2 separate regions of the Homo sapiens genome follow, and region 2 is linked to region 1. A link is a contact called in ENCODE Hi-C or POLR2A ChIA-PET data. All regions are on one chromosome and are shown on one strand. The core of a region is the stretch at or near the end of the contact, and the rest is flanking DNA. Distances in the headings are between cores, read along the strand shown.

The links. A loop is a pair of places that touch in the nucleus more often than their neighbours do. ChIA-PET counts read pairs that join two places held with the same protein, here RNA polymerase II (POLR2A). Pooled maps may share reads with other maps.
Region 2: a pooled map shows a loop between it and region 1 (2.4-fold over the local background). The contact joins two enhancer-like sites. A Hi-C loop is called at or near these places in 3 of 168 maps with a recorded cell type or tissue (GM23248, aorta and right cardiac atrium), 1 of 37 single-sample maps with no recorded cell type and 2 of 50 pooled maps. POLR2A ChIA-PET finds 5 or more read pairs at or near these places in 1 of 52 experiments (OCI-LY7).

Annotation. Positions count from the first base shown.
Region 1 is chr1:226,565,475-226,571,968 of GRCh38, forward strand. The region is part of intron 1 of STUM (stum, mechanosensory transduction mediator homolog); the gene reads left to right. Among named protein-coding and RNA genes, the nearest start is that of STUM, 20 kb to the left of the region's middle. RefSeq lists an enhancer at 2,529-3,029. Within about 2 kb of position 2,962, at least 7 of the 41 ENCODE cell types and tissues checked have a DNase peak (open chromatin) inside an H3K27ac peak, as active enhancers do.
Region 2 is chr1:226,817,442-226,823,244 of GRCh38, forward strand. No RefSeq gene overlaps it. Among named protein-coding and RNA genes, the nearest start is that of PSEN2, 50 kb to the right of the region's middle. Within about 2 kb of position 4,095, at least 19 of the 41 ENCODE cell types and tissues checked have a DNase peak (open chromatin) inside an H3K27ac peak, as active enhancers do.

The DNA.
Region 1 (6,494 bases), core at 1,712-4,211:
CACCTCCACCTGGTTTTCCTAAAGATGTTGGTTTCTAACACAGTCTTCCTCCTAGAAGCTCTGAAACAGCCAGTACATGGAGCCAGGGCTTCCTGCCGTCTGAAAAGTGTGGGTGTCCAGCTTGCAAATGGCTCTGGTGCTCAGGAGATGCCTCAGCTGGGGGAGGGGTGGAGACTTGAGAAGGTGCTAGGCGTGACTCCCTGCCCGGCTCCTGCCTGGGTAGTTCTGCATACCCCCCATCCTCCCGTCTCTCGCCCACGCTTGGCTCAGAGATCTCTGGGCTGCACCTCCTGCCCAGAGGATTCCCCAGCAGCAGAATCCTGGTTCTGCCTGCTCTCCTCCCAAGAAACCCAGATGGCTGGAAGCATCGCTGCCTTCCCGGAATGTCATCTCCCTCTTTCACCTGGAGCCTTCATTTTGGAAGGTGCAACAGCTGCCCAGCCCATTGCTTGTGCCTGGGCTTACCAGCGATTCCTCCTTACTCTTTCTGTGATAAACAGAAGATATTGAAAGCAAATCGCTACTCAGTCCAGGGTACTCCCCTCTCCCTAGGACCTACCGTTTTGCATTTTTGTCCCCCACCACCCTTTCTTCTGTTCCTCTTCCCTTGGAGAATGACACTTGCTTAGGAATGGAATCCTCAGTTGCGTGGTTTGATTTCTCTTCCTCCACTCACAGAAAGAACCTCCACTGTTTGAAATGTCAAAGCCCCCAATGATTTCTTGTTATGAGAAGTCATCAAAATACGCCTATTATGTTTTAAGTCTTTACAAAAGACACCAAAAATTAGTGCATCATCTACTTGAAAGAATCCCTTTTGATAGCCATGCCAATTACATTTTTAAAAGGCATAAAGGTTCTAGTAGGGTTCTTCTGATTTTTTTCCCCCTCTTGTGTGATTTGTGTGCAGACTTCTGAGAAGCAGGTTTTATAATAGAGATTCAGCCAGGCTAAATCACAGCGGCAGAAGCTTATGCAACTGCTAAAAACCTATGAGTTAAAAATGGAATAGTCTTGCAGAGTGGGGAAGGTAATAATATCAGTGATGAGAAAATAGAAAGTAATAAATTAGTATTTCAGCAATTCAGGTCTCTTACCCACATTTTTTTTTGTACCAGAAGGTCTTGGTGCCATTTTTCCAGAATAAATTCAAAGTGCAACCTCTTAATAGAAAAAAATCAAACTTTGCTTTCACCAATTCAACCCTCTGTCCCAATTATTCCAGGATCAAGAGCCCTTTTAACTGACTTTTTGCCACCATGTCACAAAACACATCTTATATTTGCTGGACCTTGTATGATCAGTAATTCCTACGAAGGAACAGATTTTAGATTTTTATAAGTGGGTTTTGTTAATTTGCTATTTTAAAAATACTTGTGAGACCTTTACAGTTGCCATGGCAATATAATTTCCATAAACATGATTTTTGTGGGGATTTTTGCACATTGAAGGCTGAGGTTGATATGCAGTGTTGGGGGGAAGGTAGGTGGTGAATTTGGCAGCAACTCCATTGCTGCTTCCCGCAAATGCTGCAAATAAGATTCCAAGAATCCATGTTAGGACAGAGACCTGGATTTCTAAACAACACACTTGACACAAAGGGCTTCTTGGAAGTAGATCTGGTTGGGGGAGAAGGAGACCAGCCTGTTCCTAGGATGAAGCCAGTAGGGTGGTGAGGCCGGGGCACCTGCTCTGCTAATCAACAGTCCTGTCCAGGCCAGATTGACCTGAAATCTCTTCCCGAGCCTTGCTTTCAAAAAGCCTTTGAAGACTGTCCGTCCTGGAGCTATCCAACGGGTGGTGACGGCCCCGCGGGCTCTTTTCTCAAACCAGATTCGTTCAAAAAGCCCATTTACCACACTACACTGCTAAAATGCTGAACATTTGCAGTGGAAAATAACGGAAAATAGAAACACAACAATATTAGCTATTAAACAAAGTAAGGAAACATTGAATAAGAAATAGTTTTATATTCATCCTGAATGCCAGTGGTTGAGGGAAAGCAGATTTAATGAGAAGAGGTAGATGGTCCCGATGGCCCTAAACAGCATCATTTTTCTCAGTGATGCCAGACATTTGTTATGGCTCACAAACAGGGGCTTGCCAGTAAACTTTATTTCCCAGAGAATGAGCTATACAAAGAGATCGAGGGAGGAGATGAACAGGTAAGACAGAGAATTTTCTAATAGCCAAACACACATTGGAGAAGAAATGACAAATAAAAGCATTTAAAAGTGGAAGCGTGCCAGCGTGAGATGGATGATTCTGCCGAGGGGTCTCTAGTGAGCAGGTCACGCATTTGGCACCAGATGCTGCCTAATTGAACACCTGAACACAGCTGAGGGGCTTGAATCATATAGAATTATGAATCATAAAGAATTATGAATTACTAGAAAGCTATTGTGTTGACATTATTATTTATGTATTGTCAGAAATGCGAACAGGGCACCCCGAGGAGGAGGTACCAGACTACCTGTCTGGCTGAGCACTGATCTCCATTCCTTGGAAGCCAAACCTGAGACACCCGGGAGAGGTCATGTGCGTGCCCGGGAGCCTGCACACCGGCATCCCACATGTGCCTAAGACAAGTGCACATCCAGAAGTTTGCACAAATCAGAAAAACTCAGAGCACCAGCTCCACTATGCACAGTCTCACACTTCACACCAGTGGGAAAGGTCAGGAGACTGTCCATTCTGCAGGCTCTGGCAACGGCCGGCAGCTGCTGCTGATTTGTGATTTGTCAAGTGTGTTTATTGAAAAAGAAAGAGTTTGTGCTTCTAGAGTAGTGAGGTTTCGGTGGGCCTCATTCCGAGGGTGCTGAGGGCTGTGAGTCCCACTGCGGGTTCAGGGCTGCCGTCAACCCTAGGCGGGGTGGGTTGTTCAGGGCCTATCAGCACTGCTCCAAGGGCTTCCCAGGCATTTTTTCTTTGCCCTGAAATAGTCCAGAGGAATTTGGCAGGGACAGCTTCAGGAATGTGGTTCATCGCCCCATCCAGAGTGGGAATTGGAACCAGAACGCTGCCTGCAGCGCAGCTCCAGCCTCTTCCTTCAACACACATTTAATTTTTTTAAAAAAGTTTAAAGCATCAGTAGCAGGCAGCTTGACTGAGGCTGGTGGGTGGCCAGGAGGAGAGGGAAGGAGCCTGCTGAGCAAAGAACAGCCAGGTCTGGTGCCTGGCTGCCTGCTGCCCCCTCTGGCAGCCACTGTCCCAGCTGTGGGGAGGAGCAGGCATGTCCCTTGTCCCTTGACTTTGGCTTTGAAAGGAGGCCCAAGGCATGAAATGCAGTGAGGAGCTTCGCCCCTGCGACGTTGCTCTCTGGAGGACACCTCATTGCTCCAGGGACAGACCTTGCTCCTGGTGCCAGGAATGAGGGTGGCCTCTCTTATTCTCTAGAAGTAAGGATAAGCAGAAGCAGAAACGCCGACCACACTGTTAAGAGGAGGTGGGGTGGCAGACAGAGGTCCTTGTAGGGTCCCTAGCAAGGGGACCTTGCTGTGCCCACACACAAGGGGACCTTGCTGTGCCCATGCATGTGCCCACACGTGCATGCTTCCCCAAGTTTTGGTGTCTCTTTTCTGGGGATGACTTTTTTTTTTTTCTGAAGGAATACCTCCTGGATCCAACGGTATCACATGATGGCTGTATGACCTTAGGCAGGTGACTTAACCTCTCTGTGCCTCAGTTTCTTCATCTGTAAAATGGGATCATAATCATACCTATCTCATAGGGCTCTCTTGAAGATTGAATGTTATTACATATAAAGTCTTAGAATAGCACTTTGCACATATATATAGTGAGGCTTACATGTTGTCCTTATTATTATTATCCTTAGAATTTGTGCTGGGGTGAAGCCAGCCCTCCCATTCCAGCTGTGAGAGGCCCAATGCTCTGTGACCCAGCAGGGCCACTAGGCTGTGAGCCTGTTGAGCACAGGGTGAGTCTTCACTCAGCTCCGCACCTCCATGGCTGGTACAATACCTGGCTTGTAGCAGGTGCTCAGTAATTTTGGGGCCAAATAGCTTGTCAGGGACATGGCTGATGTGCGGTCCCACACTGCAGTTCTCAGACCTCAGAATCCCTTGGGACGCTTGGTAAAAATGTAAAACCCCAGCTTCTACCCTCAGAGATTCTGACTCAATATTAGCAGAAATGGAGTGGGGCCAGATAACTTGCATTGTTTGAAAAGCACCCCATTTGAGAAACACTCCTGGGGAAGCTCAATGTAACGTACCCCCAAAGCCTGGGATTGAGGGACAAGAGGGAGAGCCAGGAGTGGCTACTCCCAGCTGTGGCCTGCCTGCGTGACCCTCTTCTGCCTTCAGGACTGGGAGGGGATGGTGGGATCTGCGCTGTCTGGTAGAAATACTGAAGAGGGGTAGAGCCTGGCAGGGAGATAAGTTAGGGTTAGATTTGGTTTGAAGCATTTTTAATCTGGAGCTGCTCTGCAGTAAGGTGAGGTCAGTGGTTCTTAGAAATACTAAAAAAGAGCCTCCAAGACAGGCCCACAGCTCACTGGTCCCTCAGGGTGACTGCCACACATCAGGGCTCCTCCTGTCCTCAGCTCAGCCCCCAACCTGAGCCCCGCCCCTCCCTGGAGGCCCTCCTTCACAAGCCCCCTGCTGGATGTTTGCAGGGCTCCAGGCTGGAGTGATGCCCTCCTTTCTGCTCAGGGCTGTCACCCGGAGCTCTGGTGGCTCCTCTGGGTAAGCAGAACAGTCAGTGAGATTTCCTTGAGGTTCAAAATGTGGCCTTTGGAAAACAGCTGTTAGTGTAACCCAGCAGCCCAAGAAAAGACATAATGGAGTTGAGTCAGGAGGCGTGTGCTTTTATGGAGCTGTGTGTTTAAAGATACATCTGAGGTTTGTTTCTTAGCAACAGGGATCATCCAAAGCACATTGGCAGTGTCAGAGCAACCAATGATGCCCAAAACCACCCTGTAAAATACAATAGAAATCTACAGAGTAAGAGGGAAGAAGCTAAGCACAGTTCCTCCAACAGGTGGAGAAACTCAGAAGGCTGAACAGATGCAGTCGCCATTGTTTTAGACTAGACAGCACCAGGGTGAGAGAAGTTTCCACCCCACAGGGGCCAAGCCACCTCCCTCCACCTGGCTTCCTTCTGGCCAGAGCAGGCTTTTCTTCAAGGAGCATCATGCAGAGAGCTCTTGCCTCTTTGAGCTCCCTGCTTCCCCAGCACCTGGAGCTGCAGCATCCAAACAAATGATCATTTATCCTTCATATGTGAAGGGTGAGGGCTGAACCTGGGAGAAGATATTAGAGACCTAAATCCAGAGGTTCTTAACCTTGTTTTTGTGCCATTGGACCCTTTAGCGTTCTGATGAAGCCTTGGACCCCTTCTCAGAATAATGGTTTTTTTAAAAATGCATTTTTAATGCATTTAATACATAGACTTTAAAAGCCCCAATGATATTGAAAAAGACTTATTAAAATATTTTTAAAAGCAAATTTGTAGGCCAGGCACTGTGGCTCACACCTATAATCTCAGCACTTTTGGAGGCCGAGGCGGGAGGATCACTTGAGGAAAGGAGTTTGAGACCAGCCTGGTCAAAATGGTGAAACCCTGTCTCTACTAAAAATACAAAGATTAGCCAGGCATGGTGGTGGGCACCTGTAATCCCATCTATTCGGGAGGCTGAGGCAGGAGATTTGCTTGAACCCGGGAGACGGAGGTTGCAGTGAGCCGAGATCACATCACCGTCCTCCAGCCTGGGAGACAGCGTGAATGGGACTGTCTCAAAAACAAAACAAAACAAAACAAAACAAAAACTATAGAAAAAAATTTGCATATAGAAACACTGTGCTTCTGTATTGATGTATTAAATAAGAAGATCCAGTGGAGGGTCTAGGAAGTACCATAACTTCGAAATAGTGATAAGTGCCAATGATATTTTGAGAAATCGACTTCTTGACCGTAGCAGGAATATCTATGGTTTCCTGCTACCTATTTGGTGATGAAGACCAGGTTGTGTTAATATTACTTTGGTTATTGTCTGCATTTATAATGAGAGGGAATGCTAAAATTGAGTTCAAGGTTAGTGAAAATTAAGATGCAAATTTTTTTTTTGCAGTTATAGTTCATGGATGCCCCAGGGGGTTTGTGGACCCCAGGGTTACCCCTTGGAACCTTCTCCCTTCTTCTTCTTCTTCTTTTTTTTTTTTGAGATGGAGTTTCACTCTTGTTGCCCAGGCTGGAGTGCAATGGCGTGATCTTGGCTCACTGCAACCTCTGCCTGCAGGGTTCAAGGGATTCTCCTGCCTCAGCCTCGTGAGTAGCTGGGATTCCAGGCATGCACCACCACCCTCAGCTAATTTTTGTATTTTTAGTAGAGATGGGGTTTTTCCATGTTGATTAGTCTGGTCTCGAACTCCTGACCTCAGGTGATCCACCCACCTTGGCCTCCCAAAAGTGCTTGGATTACAGGCGTGAGCCACCACACCCGGCCCCTTTTCCCTTCCTTATTCTCCTACTTC
Region 2 (5,803 bases), core at 2,845-5,344, 250 kb after region 1:
GCGCTCCCTCTCCACAGAGTCTCTCATCATTTAGCAGTCTGGCTTGAGCTTACTTACACGGTGGCTGAATCCCAATAGGCCAAATAGACATTCTCAAGCTTTGTAAAGCGGGAGCCTGGAACTGGCAGAGCATCACTTCTTTTTTTTTTTTTTTTTTTTTTGAGATAGGGTCTCACTCTGTCACCCAGGCTGGAGTTCAGTGGTGCAATCTTGGCTTACCGCAACCTCCACCTCTTGGGTTCCAGCGATTCTCCCACCTCAGCCTCCCGAGTAGCTGGGACTACAGGTGCAGGCCATGATGCCCCGCTAATATTTGTGTTTTGGGGATTTTTTGTTTTGTAGAGACAGGGTTTTGCCATGAACTCCCAGGTTCAAGTGATTCACCTGCCTCAGCCTCTCAAAGTGTTGGGATTACAGGCAAGAGCCACCACGTCCGGCCTTTTTTCTCATTCTTTCAGTCAAATCAAGTAACAAAATCACTTCTGGTTCAAAGAAAGGGGAGACAGACTCCACCTCTTGATGGGAGGAGTGGCATGAGGGAGGAATTGTTGGCGCCATCTTTGAAAACAATTTATTACACTAATGAGAGAAAAGAATTCAGCAAAGGATCAATGTTGTGTGGCTCAGATGACATACAATTGCTATGTTTTTAATGTTAACATTTTCTCATGTGGATCCTTGCAGGGTGTCAAGCAGAAGCAAGCAGAACTCCATTTTATTGGCTACAGTATATTCTCCTTAAAACTAAAGCCCATCAAAATGAAACAATAATGACAGAAAGCAGATCAGCAGTTGCCTGGAGCTGAGGGTGGAGAGGATGGTTGACAGCAAAGAGACATGAGAGAACTTTTTGGGATGACAGAAACATTCTATATCTTGAATATGATGGTGGTCACATAGGCATATACATTTGTCAAAACTCACTGTTCACTTAAAACAGTGCTCAATGTTCTCATTTATTTGTGGGATCTAAAAATCAAAACAATTGAATTCATGAGCATAGAGTAGAAGATGGTGACCAGAGGCTGGGAAGGGTGGTGGGGTGGCAAGGTGAGGAGAGGTAGGGATAATAAATGGGTACCAAAAAAAATAGAAAGAATGAATTAAGGCCGGGCACGGTGGCTCATGCCTGTAATCTCAGCACTTTGGGAGGCAGAGGCGGGCGAATCACCTGAGGTCGGGAGTTCAAGACCAGCCTGACCAACGTGGAGAAACCCCGTCTCTACTAAAAATACAAAATTAGCTGAGCATGGTGGTGCATGCCTGTCATCCCAGCTACTCAGGAGGCTGAGGCAGGAGAATCGCTTGAACCTGGGAAACGGAGGTTGCGGTGAGCCGAGATCACGCCATTGCCCTCCAGCCTGGGCAACAAGAGCGAAACTCCATCTCAAAAAAAAAAAAAAAAAAGAATGAATGAATGAATTAAAACCTAGTATCTGATAGCACAACAGGGAGACTACAGTTAATAATAATTTAATTGTACATTTCAAAAAATAACTAAAAGAATATAATTGGATTGTTTGTAACACAGAGGATAAATGCTTGAGGGGATGGATACCCGGTTTTCCATGGTTTAATTATTATGCATTGCATGCCAGTACCAAAATAGCTCATGTATCCCATAAATATATACACCTACTATGTACCCACAAAAATTTTTAAAAATAAAGTAAAAAATAAAACAGTGCTCTGAGCCTGACCCTACCAGTCCAATTTATTGTATGTAAATTCTACCTCAATGGAATTGTTTCAAAAAAAGTAAAACCTACCTAGTATGAATTTTCAGAAAGGCTAAAAATGTGAAGTGGAGTTAAATAAAGCTGGTGTTAGGGGTATACTATATTTACAAACAATAGCAAATTCCTTTGGGGAGGGAAAGGAAGCAAAAAGCCAAAGGGGATGTTTTGTTAGTACCAAAGCAGGATGCGAGTTAATGTGACCATGTCCCCCTGCTGCAATTGTACTTACAAAACGTTTGCTATCATTTTCAGAATGCTGAGTAGCTGATTTTTGGTATTCTTGGTATTTTATAGATTATTAAAGAGTGGCTACATCCTGCTTCCTTGGGTGCGGGAAGAGCTGGGGTCACCTCAAAGCAGACACAAACAAAAAATGTGGGGGTCACTTGTGTTAGATCATTTGGGATTAAACTAGAGCCAACATTGGAGAAAACTAATTGGTGACCTTTACAGATGTCTCCAGGGATTTCCTAGCTTCAGGAGTCAAGGTCCTGCAAAGCAGGTAATCCCAGTCAAGTATGTACATTATGTGCAAGATCCTGCAAAGCAGGTAATCCCAGTTAAGTATGTATGTTATGTGGGGTCTGAACAGTGTCAAGAAGTGTCAAGGGGCTGGGCGTGGTGGCTCACGCCTGTAATCCCAGCACTTTGGGAGGCCGAGGCAGGCGGATCACCGGAGGTCAGGAGTTTGAGACCAGCCTGACCAACATGGTGAAAACCCTGTCTGTACTAAAAATACAAAAATTAGCTGGGCGTGGTGGTGGGCGCCTGTAATCCCAGCTACTCAGAAGGCCAGGGCAGGAGAATCGCTTGAACCTGCCTCAGGTTTTAGGCGAGGTTTTAGTGAGCAGAGATTGCGCCATTATACTCCAGCCCGGGTGACAAGAGTGAAACTCCATCTCAAAAAAACAAACAAACAAAAAAGAAGTGTCAAGGGAGTGAGGTGCATAGAAGGGGGTGTGCAGGTCTATCTGTAAAGTGTATCCCATCTGGACTCATGGAGACCGTGCCAGGGATTACCGAGCTCTGAAATTCAGTTCTGGGGAAAGAAACTGTCTTGGGAAGGCAGGAGAGATAGTAATATTTAGGTTTTCTTGAGGAGTACAGAAGCTGTCCAATAATGCCCATGTTGGGAAAGCAATATACTTGCCCAAGAAATGAGAAGGGACAGGGATCTTCCCACGGGAGAGAAGAGTGGCTGTGGGGACAAGAGGGCATCACTCAGGGAGCCCGTGGTTGAGAAGGACAGCCCTTGGTCTCCTGTGTTCACTACATACACCAAGTTGTTGGACCCACATCAGCAATGAATTCAACTTATTGCAGCCATATCAGCAACGCACAATTAACACAGGTCACTGGTTTTGTATTACATTGTAATCTTAGTTTCCATCAGAATTCTACTTGAGCTCTCAATTGATAGAGTCATGCTCAGAGCAAACCCTCTGTAGAGCTACATTTTCCAGTGTAATAGATAAAACACACACACCATCAAGGAAGGAAGGACGGGTCCTCGCTATGACAGCTTTCCAGCTTTGCTCTGCTCGACAAAGGGCTCCCTGTGAATGGTCTGTTTCTCCCTAATGTAATTTCCTCATCAATGAATGTCCTTACCCCTCTCCCCCATAAAAACATAATTATGGACACACATTTCTTGGGAAATTGTTCTGCTGAAGGGATGTTGAAAACAATCCGATTGAATACTAACATATTGATTACCACTAGATTATAAATTATTGACAAGGTCTTAACTTTTCCCTTTCTAAAGACTTTTGGGTTAGGATATTTTAGCCTTAAGCCATTTCAGGCAATGGTAATCAGAAAACTCCTCCTCAACAATATCATGGAAGGAAAAGTCCTCACAGGATTAGCATTCTTCAAAGGAAGCTCTGTGTGAGACGAGGCAATCTTACTTGCCCCTTGTAAGATCCAAGAAAACTCATAAACAGCATCCCCCGGAGGGCGTGGGAGCACTTCAGAGGCATGGATTTGATTTTATAGTAGCTGCAACCCCTATGGCCTCCTGAACACATTCATCACCAATGTGTTTCTCCTTCTTTTATGCTTCTTAATTCTCAAAATCCTCAAAATAACATTCAATGTTCTGGTCAATGTTCTTGGTTCAGTGTCTCAAGAGCATCCTCAAAAGTAAAGGCCCAGGATAAAAATCTCATCTGCAGAGATTTTCACACGATACTTCTGGTTTCCAAAGTGCGTATGAACTGTGAAGTGACTCAGAAATACCAACGGCTAATCCTGATAGAGTCCAGAGGGAAAGGATGACTTCATCTGAAGCTGACCCAAGGAGGAAGGCACATCTGTCATCTCCTTGACAGTGTTCCAGGCTGAGCACGAGCTCCTGGAAGCGGCTGTGTGTCAAGGCTCTGCTCACATCTGGCTCCTCATCTGTGAGCCTTCTTGGCCCAGACTCAGGGGACAGGAAGGGAGGGGAGGGAGAGGAAAGCCAGGAGGACTTCAGGCACCTCTCCCCAAACTGAAATAGCAACTGGCTATCCCTGGGGGAAAGTGGCTCTGAGAGAGTGCTCCTAGCACCTCCCTCACCTGCATCTGAGGAAACTATGCCAGTCATCCCTCACCTCTCCTAGATGGGCCCTTCTGAAGCCCACCTGGAAACCCCATAGTCACTTATTCTCTGGACATGGTCCCCCTCCACGGCCACTCTAGGACTAAAGAGCACCAGCTGTTCTGTGGTTGCTGGGATGCTCTGCAGCTGTAATTACAAACTAATGTGCACTTTGGCTTCCATTTCCTGATCTTGCTGAATGATTCTGGCTGTCTGGAAAAGCAAAATGCTTCACCTTCCAGCACTAACACTGACAACCTTGCCATAAGGTATGTATCAGTCAGAGTTCTTAGTGGCAAATGAAAGAATCCACAGTACAAGATTAAGTAGCAAACAGATTCATAGAAGGATACTGTGTGGCTCACAGGATTTCCAGAAAGGCCAGCAAATCAGGCCTGAAGGCTCTACAGCCTGGAACAATACCCAGATCATCCTCCCACCACTGCTGAGTGCAGGTGCACACTTTAGATACTGAGATGGGACACCACAGCCAGGACCTCTGCCCCTGCTGCCCCTGAGATCTCAGTGACTGCTCCACAGAGCCCCTGGGAGAGGAATCCTCCAGGGGCCTTCTCACTAAGGTGCATATGATGGTGGGGAGGCCCAGGTCAAGTGTTTGTGTCCTAGCTGCAAGAGATACTGGGAAACGCAGCATGGCCTGGAAGTGCCTAAAAATAGGAAAGGAATTTATTCAAAAGATATTAAGCATACGCAAATATGACACATGCTTATTCTACATGGCTCCCTCATTTTAGTTACTGTGGCCAAAAAATAGGCATATATATATTATATATAATATACAATATAATAGGGATATATATATTTAATCTGCTACTTGTCTTTTAAAAAGGTGAGATGGTGCAGCTGGAGTGTACTGGCTTCCTACTGCTGATGTAACAACTTATCACAAACTCAGTAGCTTAAAACAGCACAAATTTATTCTCTTGTAGTTCTGGAGGTCAGAATTTTAAAATCAGTTTTGCTAGGCCAAATCCAAGGTGTGGGCAAGCTGGCATTCCTTCTGGAGGTTCTAGGAGAATGTTTCCTTGTCTTTTCATCTCCTTGGGGCCTTCTGCATTCCTTGGCTCCTGGCCCCTTCCTTGCATGGCCCCTCTTGTTTCAGTCATCACATCTCCTATTACTCTCTCAGATCCTCCTGCCTCCCTCTTATAAGGACCCTTGAGATTACATTGGCCCCACCCAGATAATTCAGGATGAGCCCCCTCACCTCAAGGTCTTTGACTCAATCACACCTGCACAGTCCCCTATATGGTAACATGGTCACAGGTTCCAGAGATTCAGGGTGTGGACATATTCGGGGTCATTATTCAGCCTGCCCTGGTGTGTCTCTAAGGAAGGCCAGCTGGCTGTCTACACAAAGGCCCTGAGACCAGAGTTCCTCTGGTGAGTTTACCAGAGTCTGGGCTTCATCCTTGCCAGTATCTCAGACTTGGAGATGTTAGCTTGGAACCACTAGATACCG